Linked DNA regions of Homo sapiens: region 1 is linked to region 2. A link is a contact called in ENCODE Hi-C or POLR2A ChIA-PET data. All regions are on one chromosome and are shown on one strand. The core of a region is the stretch at or near the end of the contact, and the rest is flanking DNA. Distances in the headings are between cores, read along the strand shown.

Region 1 (7,383 bases), core at 34-2,533, 34 kb before region 2:
CGCTTGAACCCAGGAGGTGGAAGCTGCAGTGAGGTGAGATCATGACACTATACTCCAACATGGGCAACAGAGCAAGACTCCGTTTCCAAAAAAAAAAAAAAAAAAAAAAAAAAGATGTTCTGCTGTTCTTAGTACATTAGACGTCCTAGCTCCCAGTATGGGTCAAAATCCCAATATTTGGAGGAAAGCTTACTAAAGGGATTATTTATAAATCTGTGTGCAAGGTTCAAGAACACCAATAAAGTATAGTGGCGTGCCCCTGAGCAAGCCACTGCAGGAACTGGTATTATATCTAGGTGAGAAGGAGGTAGGGGAGGAAAAGGCTTCCTGGAACCCAAAGATGGTAAGCAGGTGAGAGCCACGGTCACAGCTAACTGGTGGTGGCAGTGAGGGGGCTAGGAGAACAAATATTGTGACCTCATGCTTTTCCTGTCTTCTGATCTTGTGCAGGGGCCTCTCATGGGCCAAACCCAAAGGAGGCCAGAGATGATCCAGCCTGTATAGACCAGTCTCCTGGGCCATAAGCAGCCGGGCAGAGAAGTATGGAGAGTGGAGGAAAAGCTCCACTGGAGGGGAAAATAGAAGGTTCCAGCACTACTAAACCTGTTAGCCCTTTGAAACACCCAGAATAGAAATCATTTTTCATTACCTCGTCAGCTCAAATGACCATCACCTCCTGTCTGGATTATTTCAGTGGCATCCTAACTGGTCACTCCATTTTTTTGACTCTATTCTGCATACAACAGTCAGGGTGCCTACTTAAAACAGAAGCCAAATCATGCCATTCCTCTGCTCAAACCCCTCCCATGGTTCCCAATCATTGCTTACTATAGCCTGGAAAGCCCTGTGTATCTACGTGGCTCCAGCAATCTCTCTGCCCTCACCTGCTACTGCACCTCCTGTTCTGTTCTGCTTCAGCCACACCTGCTCTTTTACTGGCCCTGGTATGTGCTGATATGCTCCTGCCTCGAGGCCTTTTGCATGCTGTTTCCTTGTCTAAAATGCATTTCCCCCAGTTATCCATGTGAAGAGCTTGCTCACTTGCTTCAGGTCTGTGTTCGAATATCTCCTATCAGAGAGGCGTTTCCTGACTACCCTCTTTAAAATATCAAAATCCTAACTTCCTTATTCTGCTTTATTTTTCTCTTTAGCATGTATCACATATCATAAGCACATCTAACAAATATTTGCTTTCCCCTCTTCCTCTGCTTTTTCCCTAGTAGAATGTAAACCCCATGATGACAAAGACTTTTATTTTGATCACTGATGAATCATCTGTGCCTGGCATAAAAGGTGTAAATAAATGTATGTTGATGGATTGGTGAATGAATGTGGGAATGCACATAGCTTAATGTGTTCCTTTTGGTAAGAACTGCAAAAGGCTAGAAAGTAGATAGGAGGTAAAAACATGATGAGTACATATAAATTAATCTTTTAAGATATCTTTTTTTTTTAAGGAGAAGGAATAAAAAATAGCATGAAGCAACACGAAAGCATGTTTATGTTCTCAAGGATTTAACGTTATACTGGAGAGATAATGAGATTCAAATTATGAGAAAGCAGGAATATTTAATGGAACAAGATCCTGGATGAGATAGACAAGAATAAGATTAGGAACACAGAGGGAAAAGAGTGGGCTCAAGAAAGAAGCAGGGATACCTCTTCCTCTGGGACAGATAGAAAGGAAGAAAAGAGTGGCTGTGTCCAGAAGAGAGTTGAAGGGTTCATGGGTTAGGCCCTCTACCTTTACTCTGCAGTAGGCGGCATATTAGCTGTTAAGGCTGGACATGAGTGGGAAGGTGAGTGGATTTCACAACAGCAGTAAATGTTTAGAAAAGATGTTTTTAAGGATGGGAAAGGGAGCTGTCTAGGGAAGACCTGGAACAGACTATGACCAATGGTGCCTTCACCAGTTCTGGGTGCTGGTGCAAGGGCTATAATGAAAGGTCTAGGACAATGAAACAAGTATGAAAAGTCTAGGACAATGAAACAAGAGAAGTATGGATATGATGTACTGCTGTCCATAAAAGGTAGAATGACAGAGTGTGGCTAGAAAATGGCTGAGCCAGGGCCTGGGTTCCTCAGCCCCTCTTTGCAGGTAGATGAGGAATCTGTTGAGTTCTCACCAAAAGAATATGAGGTGAGGCTTTTGAGAAGTGGGGGTGTCTCTTCCACTTGCTCTTCCTTCCTACTGGCTGGGATGGCAGGGAGCAGAGCACCCTTGGAAGCTATGTGTTGAAGATGGGTAGAATCTGAGTTTTCAAATATTAATAGTTGTGTGGGGAGAACTTCTTGATGAAATGAGCACCTAACCAGGACTTTTATGTGAAAAAGAAATAGATTTCTATAGTTCTTCAGTCATTGCATTATTGTTACATACTATGATCATAGCGGCTTAGCCTACCGCAGTATAAGAGGTTACACTAATCTCTGTAATAATGAGAGAGCAAGGCCACAGCAGCAGTGGTTCCAGAATTAGTTAGGCACTGGTCATAGTACTATTAGCTGCCATCTGTGGCAGGGCTAATGCCCGGACTGGTCGTGACAGTGCTACAATGATTGAGAAATGGAGAAGGGGACCACATTTTAAGCAACTGTGGTTGAGATATCCTCAGGGAAGTATTTTGGAAAGAAATGAAGGGTAGGAAGGATTGATGTTCTCATGCAGCAGACAGAGGCAGAGCTAGAGGAATACCATTTTAAATTATTATTGTGATCCCTTGGCAAGTGTGAAGTCTGTGTGAATTTGTTAGCTATCATCTGCATTCAGTCTACATGGTTTCAGCAGCAATCCTCTTCTACTTTCAATAGGCCAAGAAATCAGATAAATGAACTTGTTAGAAATAGGCACAATATTTCAAGTAAATATATTCTGAGTGGGAGGCCAGTGAATAAAATGCAAAAAAAAAAAAAACATGCATAAACGTCAGTAGGAAAACTCTATAAACAAAGATGTTTGATGTTTTATTTTGCTTACTTTGTTTTCTTTGCCAAGAGTGTATCTAATGCCTTGTACAGTACCTGGCACAAAACAGAAGCTCAAAAATACTTATTAAAAGAATTAATAAGCCGGGTGTCGTGGCTCATGCTTTTAATCCCAGCACTTTGGGAGGTTTAGGTGGGAGGATTGCTTGAGCACAGGAGTTCCAGACCAGCCTGGGCAACACAGCAAGACCCCATCTCTACCCCTACCATAAAAAATTAATTTTTTAAAAAAAGAACGAATGAACTGGGTTAACTTAACAAGTGAGATTATAATTTCCATTTTTTTTCTAATTATTTGGTAATAAACTTCTCTTGAAAGTGGTCACAATGAAATGGCAATCATTTTCACTACTGGAGCACTTTACCTACTATATTTTTTGTGACTAAAGAAATGTGATGAATATTTTCATTTAAAATAAAAATATATAAGTAAAATAATCCTCAAATGGAATCTTAAAGTCATTTAAAAATCAAAAGAAATTGATTTTCCAAGGAAATATGCTCTTATAATTAGGCAAGTTCTTTTGAAGAATATGGAGTCATCTGCGATATAAAGTCATAGTATTTAAAATTACATTCTGATTTATATAGTGCATGGATCAGATTAGCCTACTTAACAAGCCAGCACTTGCTTTATTATTACTCAAATCCATAAGGCTTTTATAAAGACTTAGCATTTCAGAAATCCAGACGGTCATGTGATAGAGTTCTTAGCTTCACTCTCTCAAAGGAATTAGAGGATATTTAAAGCTGGAGTGAATACTGTAAAATGAACATACTCCTAGGCTAAATTTACTATCAAGAAAACCATGCTTCATTTAATAGGTATGCATTTACCTACCCTAATGCCAAATGAAGAGTTAGCTTCATTTCATGATCTCTTAACATTTTCAATAAAACAAGATTCTATGATTTACATTCTTAGAGAAAACTTTTATGAAATTGATTTAGATCCCAGGATAAACAAATAAAGCAAACAAAAAGTAAGCTGCAATTGTAAAATGATCCTCAGGATTTCCATCACAGAAATTGAGAACAATACCCAGGCCCCAAGTATACAAGGAAATATGGTATGGTTGGAGGTACACTGCTGTAGATTTATAAGAGCCATAGATAATAGCAGTAATGGCATATTAACTTCAAAGTATTTTTCTTAAATGATACCTTTATATAACTTGTTATGCTATGACCAGTGAGACATTATGATAGCAATGATAAAGTTAAATGTTATAATTGTAATAATTTACACTTGTATAATAAAAAGAAAAAATGTGATATATTAATTTGATAAACATTACTTAGGGCCTACTACAAACAAAACCTTTGACATGAGATAGTCATAAACCTTGATGTCAAGGTTTTCCTACACCCACAAAGCTTTCATGGGGGGATTAGTATAACATAGAAGGATAAGAATAGGTGATTACCAGCACAATGTCTGATTTAATATATAACTACTAGTATTTTATTACATTACATATTATTCACTGCCTTGTATAAATAAAATTTCTTTACTTCCAAAAGAAAGCCTTTCCTAATTACCCTGACTCCTTCCAGAGATCATATATAATCTCTGTGTACCGTACTTTTCCTTTGTAACATATCCATATGGTTGGTTTATGTAACAACCACCCCTGCCATTTGACTGTAACAACAAATAGGGATCAAAAGTGCCTTGTTCATCTTCATATTCTCAGTACCTAGCACCCTGTGCCTGGAAAGCAAGCACAGAGGATGGCTTCCACTCTTACATTTTAAGGTCTGAATTGATACACAATCCCAACAAGTAACTCTGAACTGCAAGCAGCAGTTTATCACATATAAAATAGCCTATTTTTTCAAAGTTAACAGAGTTTAAACAACTCTTCAAACTCTCTTAATTACAGACTCTTTGAATTATGAAGCTATTAATGCTGGTCTTTAAGAAAAAATGAAAAATCACACATGCCTAATGATTCACTTAAAACCATACTAAGTAAATCCAGAGCATAACATGTTAAAATATGCTTCACTGGAAAAAAAAAATCTCTGCTGAGTCTAAAAAGAAATAAACACTGCTGAATTTCAGACCACCCAATGAGAACTTTATTTTCTGACCATTACTTGTTACCCACTCAAGTCAATTCACCCAAAACATTCATTCTACACCACATTTCAGAGACAACAGAGAGATCCTCTGATACAGATTTTTTTAGAGACAGTATAGAGTTGAAAAGATCTATTCCCGATTCACTAACTTATCCAATAATTTGGTTACTTCATAATGATTCCCCCCCCACTCCATCATTAAAAACAAAGAGGAACAAAATGTGAGAAATCAAATAGAAAAGCTCCCTGTTTTATCCAACCCAGATGGCTTGGTTACGGGATTTTTTCTCAGAGCTGTGCCAAGTTAGAGGCATGGTTGAAAAAAAGCTATTTGAAGTTAAATCCAAAGTGACTAGAGACTGTGGCTGAAAATAGTTTTTTTTTTTTTTTTTTTTAAAAAGATGGGGCATGTGTTGGGGGTGAATATGTTAGCTTAGGATTGATGTGAGCTCCCTCAACTTTGGGGTACTTCTCCCCCCATGCCCATCTAAGCAGGTTTTAACTGTCAGCACCTCCCCAGTACACCAATGACTTGGGAGTTCTACTTTCAGATGCGGAACTGGCAGCAACATTGTTTACCTGCAGTTTCTAATTATCACTGCCAAATACCTCACAGAATATCCTGTTGCTCTGAAGGAGAAAGCCTCACATTATATAAATGTATCTGGTGTTACAGTGAGTTAAAATGGGGCCGACTGTATATAGAAATGGATACCTCTGTCGCAACATTGCACTGGTCTTCCCCAGTGCCCTTGAATCAGAGAAGCCTTATATATCTCAACCCTGACCTCAGTAGAGTCTAAGAAACTTGAGAGATGGGAAAGTACAGATATGTTAAAAAATTAGATGATAATTAATTTAAAAGAAGTGTTAAAGATGCAAAAATCAGGAACTGCTTAAGGGAACTGTTCCCAGGAGCAGAATTTAGGAAGGAATGACTTCTCAGTCCCAAAATAACTCTCTCCATCAACACTGGCTGAGAATTCATACTTCACTTTTTATATTATTTAAAGTTCTATTGATTTATTTGGGATAATAAGCATTTGTAAGAGACACAGTTCCCTTTTAACAGGACCACACAGAATTTCTCGGGATTTTAGCATGGGAAAAAAGACTATTCAAATATAGACTGGACTACACAGCCATCCTACTGGTTATCTTAGTTCCCATACCAAACTGTCATCCTACTTCCTTCTTTCTCTTGGTCTTGGTCCCACTTCTTAGGCACCTAGGCCTTATCTAACTTCACACAGTCGACTCCATCTGGCTCCTTCCACAAAGGACATTAACCGAGCCACCAAAAGAGATGCTTCATTCTCTAGGTGTCTGGCAAGGCTATGGCTGACTTAGTAAATGAAAAATTCCATTCTTTAGGGAACATAACAGCCCCTATATACTACTGTTGCTTTATAGTAGGTTTGACAGCATACTTTAAACATACAGTAAGTATTTAAATGTCAAGAACTGGCCCTTATAATAGTAGGACCACATGGTCTTCCTGAGAAAGCAAAGACTGATAGAAAAAAAACTCCGGGGGCCAGGCACCGTGGCTGACGCCTGTAGTCCCAGCACTTTGGGAGGCTGAGGTGGGCGGATCATGAGGTCAGGTGATCAACACCATCCTGGCTAACACAGTGAAACTCCGTCTCTACTAAAAATACAAAAAATTAGCTGGGTGTGGTGGTGGGCGCCTGTAGTCCCAGCTACTTGGGAGGCAGAGGCTGAGGCAGGAGAATGGCGTGAACCCGGGAGGCGGAGGTTGCAGTGAGCTGAGATCGTGCCACTGCACTCCAGCCTGGGTGGCAGAGCGAGACTCCATCTCAAAACAAAAAAGAAAAAAAACTCCAGGAAGACAAAATCTCCATCATGACCGAGAACAAACCTGTGTTATCAAATTACTTCTCTTCAAAGGCATGTGCAATCAACCACACAGAGAGAAAGTTCACATTTAGGTGAGTGGGAGATAGTGGGAGGGCAGCAAGTAACGGAGCACAGAATACAGGATACATGGGTAAAGAGGGGCTGCCTGAGTGCCACAGTGGAGGCCTAAGGAAACAGGTACACAGAGGCTGCAGAAAGCTATGAAAGAAGGGTGGGTGATTATAAAGGGACACTTCACTGACGGAGACATTTGGTCTAGAGCCAGCCACAAAAAATGGAAACTAGGAGGAAGTCCTACTCAATAGCCTTACTCCCCTAATTGTATCTTATAGTTAATTTTACTAAAATATTATTTTTCTATAATATATTCCAAGTTGTTAATCAATCAATTTACATAAGATGTTTCTAAAATCAACTATTCGTTTACAT
Region 2 (6,912 bases), core at 857-3,356:
ATTCACAGAATTTAGTGAAATCAAAAAGGCAGCCCATTATAACAACCAAGTTTCCTGGCTTGACCCTGGGATCAAAAAACAAGCAAAGGCCGGGCGCGGTGGCTCACGCCTGTAATCCCAGCACTTTGGGAGGCCGAGGCGGGCGGATCACGAGGTCAGGAGATCGAGACCATCCCGGCTAAAACGGTGAAACCCCGTCTCTACTAAAAATACAAAAAATTAGCCGGGCGTAGTGGCGGGCGCCTGTAGTCCCAGCTACTTGGGAGGCTGAGGCAGGAGAATGGCGTGAACCCGGGAGGCGGAGCTTGCAGTGAGCCGAGATCCCGCCACTGCACTCCAGCCTGGGCGACAGAGCGAGACTCCGTCTCAAAAAAAAAAAAAAAAAAACAAAACAACAAAAAAAAAAACAAGCAAACAGAAAACAAAACAAAACAAAACAAAACAAAACAAAAACCCCACCAATTTTAAAAATGATTTCATGTAAAATTAAGAGAGAGGGCAAATTTTTCTGTCATTTATAATAGTTCACTCAAATTCTGTTTGAGTATTAGTTCTCTAATATTAATATAGACTGTAATGAATTTAAAAAATAGAATCATAGGCCAGGCATGGTGGCTCACGCCTGTAATCCCAGCACTTTGGGAGGCCAAGGTGGGCGGATCATTTGAGGTCAGGAGTTCGAGACCAGCCTGACCAACATGGTGAAACCCTGTCTCTACTAAAGATACAAAAAAAAAAATTAGTCGGGCATGGTGGCCCGCGCCTGTAATCCCAGCTACTTGGGAGGCTGAGGCAGGAGAATCGCTTAAACCTGGGAAGCGGAGGTTGCAGTGAGCTCTGTTGCAGTGGGTGACAGAGCGACTCTGTCTCAAATAAATAAATAAATAATAAAATAAAATCAGAATCTTAATCTCAATGAGGAATCCCAGAAATAGTTTATAAGAATGGTTTTCTGGTTTTTTTTCAAGGTAGCATTTTTCCCCCAGAGGAAATGTTTCTTAGGAACTTCATAAATAAAGAGATAAATGCAGTTAACAGGTTCCTAAGACAACTTATTTTCACTGATTGTAGAATCCTCTGATGAATTTTAAACCCTTGACAATTATTTGAAAAGTGCCCCTTACAAATGGTTCAGTAGCTCCCAAACCTGTCTATGTAAAATAATCAACTGGGAAGGAGGATTTTTGGCAGTAGGGCTCAAGGATCTGAATTTCTAAATTCTGCATCTTCAACAAACCAATGTGTGACAATATTATGCTTAGTTTGGTGTTGGATTAAAACTGATTATGATTAAGCAATATGTTGTCAGTACAGTACGTTGGTTAACTGGATTTTTTAAAGTAATGTGAAAGTCATTATAGGTTATCTGGACTTTTGCCACGCTCTATCCTTCACTTAGATGCAAAAATAAATGTAAGACATCATGATAAAAGAAGAGAGAGTTACAAAGAGTAGACTAAATGGTTACAAGTAGTGCAAAGTCTACTGATAACCAAGGTACCTGTGTATATTCTCCCTGTGATAAACTTCCTACATGAGTTTTTCTGCCATGGCAGCCATCAGGTAGCAAAGGTCATGCATGATCACTGCCAAAATAATATGTAATTTTTGTCTTACACAAATTTTAAGAAAAATACATTTGTTGCTAAAAATCTCTGTCAGTAGAGAATTCCCATTTAGTAAAACAATGGTTAAGTGACTAAACCTTAAAGAAAAATATGAAAATTCCATACAAGGAGAAAGAGTCAAACCCATGGGGAAAAAAACAACAACAGCCCCAAATCCTGAATTCTATAACCAAAGGTCCCCATGTTTAAAACCATGAAGGAGAGAAAAAGACAGTGGAAATTCCTTTGAAAGACTTTATGTTTTTCATAATACTCATCAAAAGCTATGAAACTTGGAATTTTCATGTTAGAGCTAAACTTAGCTAAATTGGAGCTACATTTCTAATTTTACTCCAGAGCCTATAATTTCTATTCTAAAAGGAAAGGTAAAGATGAAACTAGAGGGGAAAAAAAATCAAGCTACAGCAACTCAGACTCAAACTTCCTCATCTCCTCACTCTCTCCCCACTAGCCACGCCCCACTACAACCACAAGGGCCTACCATGTGGTAGACCCCAACAAAAAAATGTTTAGAAGAATGCTGAACTTGGAACAGAGTACACTGTAGAATCAAGGGCTACAAACCCTTGAAGCACTCCAGTAACTCAGCATCCTGTGGGTAGAGTACCACAGAATGGCTCATAGGGCTGAAAGAAGACAATGGTCCCTACAATCTACAGCACTCCACAGTTTTCCAGCTGCAATTTTTCCATCCTGATTGTCATTACACACAGAAAATTCATAGGCGAGGTAGGTGCTATTGTTCTAGTTCTACAGATGATAAAAGTAAGGCTTAGAGAGATTAATGATCTTATGAATTAAGCACATAGCAAGTGTTAAAGCCAAAACATAGAACTTCTAATTTGAAGACCTGTGCTCTTTCCTCTATACCAAAAAACTGTCCCCCAAAGAAAACCTGTATTTCATACAATGTATAGCTCATAGCAGATCCCCAATATTAACAGTTCGATGATGTCAATATTCCGAAGTTCTCTAAACAATTGTAATTCCACAGGCATACTACTGTCATATAAAAAAAATATCTGAGACCCATTTTCTGATTGTATACTAAGTCTACATAAAGGAATATGCATGTCTTTAATCAACAATCATCACACCCTTTAATTCCTATCAAATGATTACTCATGATCTGACCAATTCCTGATTCCTGAGTAACTCTTGACTCAGAGGAGTTGTTTACTTTATTTAGCCCCTTAAGCACAGGATGTGTAAAATTTGAACTTACCATTAGGCCCACTGACTTAAAGATAACGTGAAAGTTCAATTGCAATCTAAGGTTTTTTTTTTTTTTTGAGACGGAGTCTTGCTCTGTCACCCAGGCTGGAGGGCAGTGGTGCGATCTCCACTCACTGCAAGCTCTGCCTCCCGGGTTCACGCCATTCTCCTGCCTCAGCCTCCTGAGTAGCTGGGACTACAGGCGCCTGCCACCACGCCCAGCTAATTTTTTGTATTTTTAGTAGAGACGTGGTTTTACCGTGTTAGCCAGGATGGTCTCGATCTCCTGACCTTGTGATCCAACCGCCTCGGCCTCCCAAAGTGCTGGGATTACAAATAGGCGTGAGCCACCGCCCCCGGCCAATCTAAGTTTTAAAAAGCTTCTGGTGAAGAAAAAACATGTACAAACAATTGTGAAAACATTGCAAAAAATTTCCTCTCCTGAAATACATCCGTCTCTACAAATTAAAGGAGGATGAGTAAGGAAAGCCATAAACACAAATTCTACCCTATTCTGTGCAATTCATTCAGTATCACATGACCACAAAGTGAACTTCTCTAAACTGAACTCAGATATAAAATTCTGGCCAAGCCCTCCCATAGAACATTCATACCTAATGTACAGTCTAAGCTACAGTCACCTACAGGCACTTCACCAATGAGCATGAAAACGCTTCACCAGGTTAATTTAATATTTTGCTTTCAAACAATCTTTTAAGTCTCCATTAAACAATAACAGGTATCACTGACGGCATACTACATGTCAAGGCACTGTGTTTTTCTATCACTAGGGATACATCAGTGAACTTGCTATCGCTTTTTAATGAAAATTAAATTTGTGATGATTTGGAAACCAAAACATTCTATTTTCATATTTCTTAAACCACTTCCTTCATTCCATTTATTCAAATCACTCTAATACCTCCAGCATCTCCAACACAGTAATTTTTTCCCATGCCACTCCCTGTAGCTAGAACAATCTCGCTCTTCATGTTGTGAGCTCTCCCTCCTCTCAGAGCCACACTGCCTGTTTACTGTCTTTCATTAACGGGGCTTTAAAAAAAGGTTTGGTCTTCTTATTTTGTAAAGTAAGTGAACAATAACAGAAGTTACATTACAGAAGTAACAACCAGAACATAAAAATTAAGTCATTGTAAAAGCATTTGTGAGTATTCTCCATGTTCTCTTGAGATGGTCAACTGACAAAGACAATGTCTAAGTACTTTCTTACTACAAGAAAATCAGAGAGGTGGGAACTTTATTTCTATCTGGGACAACCTGACAGAAAAAGAAACAAACATGTGCCACAAGAACTACACTACCACCTAATTTAATTCTGACATCAGTAATTACAGCACAAAACCAGCAGACTGGCTGCTTGGCACTAGCAAGCCCCCTGTGTCTAATGAAACGTCACTCAAAGGCAGTCTGGGATGATCCTACTTGAGAAATGGTATAATCTCCACCAATCCTAACTTTACTACTTTTTTCCTCCCTAAAGAAACATATACAAGTGATTAAATGAAGGGCAGTCCATCTATCAACTGAAAAGAAGGGGTGTTAAAATTCCTCATCATGAGGGCACTGTTCTGCTAGGGAGAAAAAAGAGAAATGACAATAAGATGCAATGCTATTTGATTGGATTCTGTATTAAAAACAATAACCAGGTAGCTACATAAGGCACTACTTGGGCAACTTGGGTATTTTGGATATGAACTACTTTAGGTATTAATAGTTCATCAATGTTATATTTCTTTCTTTTTTTTTTGAGACGGAGTCTTGCTCTGTGGTCCAGGCTGGAGTGCAGGGGCAAAATCTCGGCTCACTGCAGGCTCCGCCTCCTGAATTCATGCCATTCTCCTGCTTCAGCCTCCCGAGTAGCTGGAACTACAGGTATGTGCCACCACACCCAGCTAATTTTTTTTTTTTTGTATTTTTAGTAAAGACAGGGTTTCACCGTGTTAGCCAGGATGGTCTTGATCTCCTGACCTCGTGATCCACCTGCCTCGGCCTCCCAAAGTGCTGGGATTACAGGCGTGAGCCACTGTGCCCGGCCCCAGTGCTGTATTTCTTAAGTGATATTTGTCTTGTGACTATATAAGATAATGCCTTATTTAGGAGATATAATAATTAAGACAGAAATGCCATAATGTTGGCCACTTACTCTTTTAAAATAAAATTTTAATTTTAGAACAGTTTTGCAGAAAAAGTGTGAAGATAGTACAGATAGTTCCCATAAACTCCACAACTGATTTCTCTTATTCTTAAAATTTTACATTGGTATGACACATTTGCCACAATTAAGAAACTAATAATAATATATCGTTATTAATTGAAGTCCATACTTTATTCAAATTTTCCTGGTTTTTCCTAAGGTCTCATTTCTTTTCCAGGATCCCATCTGGGATCCCATCCATTTACCATATCATGTTTACTCATCATGTTTTCCCAAGCTCCTCACTAAGTTTCTCAAGCCTGAGTTTTGATAGCCTTGATAGTTTTGAGGAGTGCTACTTAAGTATTTTTTAGAATGTCCCTCAATTAGGGACATTTGTCTGAAATTTTTCTCAAGATTAGACTCAGGTCATGGGTTTTTGGGAGTAATATCACAAAGATGATGTGGCTGAGGTAGTATATGTTAGGTAAAGTTACTGGCGCCCCTCCCCAGATTTACATACCACGTTTTTTGGCAGAAAGTCACTATGTACAGCCTTAAGGAGTGGGGAGTGATGCTCCATTTCCTTGAGGGCAGAGTATCTACATAAATTATATGGATTCTTCTCCAGGAGAGATTTACCTATTCTCCTGTATTCATTTATTTATATGAGTATGGACTCATGATATTTATTTTATGCTTTGGATGGTATAATCCAATACTACTTTATTTTGCTGCTTAAATTGTTCCAGATCTCCTTGGGTCACTGGGATCTTTCTCAATGTCCTGTGTCCCTACGACATACCTACATTGTTTTTGTTTGAGCACTTTCTTTACTTTCTGGCACTACAAGATGCTGCAGGCTCATCATGTATATTTCCTGCCCATTCCTAGAATCAACATGTCTCTAAGGAGCCTTTATTCCTTTTATTGGAAAATGGTATTTGAAACCAAGATCTGGACACTAGCTATTCTTGTACTACTGGAGTGTTGTTGATTCTAGTGTTAGTTTTATATGTTAATTGTCTGTTTTATATGTTGTTATTTTTATAGATTATTGTTACCTTTTGATTTTATGAATTTTGCTGAAGTGTATATATTGTATATCTGTGAACCCTTGTATTAAATAACTTTGCATTAAGACTTTCCTACATTGAAAGCAAGCAAATACCTGTATCTCTATATATTTTTAGTTCATTTATAGCTTATTTATTTTCTTTTGATGGAGAGGATAGTAGATACTACCTGAGGTCCTTAGCCTTGACATCCTTATCCTTCCTTAACCTGGAGCTCTAGGTTTGTGGCTTATTGGGCCCAAGGAGGAATGCCAACTCTTCCTCTGTTGGGGATTCCATCCTTACCAAATCTCTGCCATCCTTAACAATACTACCCTGTGAATGCTACCTTACCAGAAGTGCCAACTCCTAGACTCTGGATATGGGATTTTTAGTACTTGGGGCTTTTCAATTTAACTTATCCCCACCCCTACCTAAACTCAGAAATTTAGAGACTTCTAAGAAAATTAACCTTAAGAACTGAGCTGTAAATAAGAATTCCCAGGTCTGCTGTGTGTTCATCCACACTGCTGACACTAGATATAATCCCATAGTAAGCCATCTAGTTATATTTGATATATTCAAGCTAATTATTGTAATTCACTTTGTAATTCCCTTTAGAACTTGGATACAATCAAAGTATTAACTTCCATATTCCCAAACAATCTAGTACCATCAGATTTACATCCAACATGAGATTCTTCACTTCTATCACTGGATGGGGCTTTGATACCTCCTTCCCATGGTATAATATTTCTCCCATCTGTAACCCAGTCCTGGTGGTTCTCCCTTGGTGAGAATACATGCATCCATCCTCTTGTTTTATTTTCAAACTCGTGGCCAATAACACATTTGGGCT

Evidence for each region. A loop is a pair of places that touch in the nucleus more often than their neighbours do. ChIA-PET counts read pairs that join two places held with the same protein, here RNA polymerase II (POLR2A). Pooled maps may share reads with other maps.
Region 1: a loop to region 2 is called in a map of PC-3, with 4 times the contacts of the local background. The contact joins two enhancer-like sites. A Hi-C loop is called at or near these places in 1 of 168 maps with a recorded cell type or tissue (PC-3) and 2 of 50 pooled maps. POLR2A ChIA-PET finds 5 or more read pairs at or near these places in 8 of 52 experiments (AG04449, BJ, CD4-positive, alpha-beta T cell and 5 more).

Annotation. Positions count from the first base shown.
Region 1 is chr10:63,582,516-63,589,898 of GRCh38, reverse strand. All of the region lies in intron 2 of REEP3 (receptor accessory protein 3), which reads right to left. Among named protein-coding and RNA genes, the nearest start is that of REEP3, 65 kb to the right of the region's middle. RefSeq lists a silencer at 796-1,090. Within about 2 kb of position 1,283, at least 3 of the 41 ENCODE cell types and tissues checked have a DNase peak (open chromatin) inside an H3K27ac peak, as active enhancers do; they include PC-3, where a contact is called at or near this core.
Region 2 is chr10:63,550,110-63,557,021 of GRCh38, reverse strand. All of the region lies in intron 1 of REEP3 (receptor accessory protein 3), which reads right to left. Among named protein-coding and RNA genes, the nearest start is that of REEP3, 32 kb to the right of the region's middle. Within about 2 kb of position 2,106, at least 12 of the 41 ENCODE cell types and tissues checked have a DNase peak (open chromatin) inside an H3K27ac peak, as active enhancers do; they include PC-3, where a contact is called at or near this core.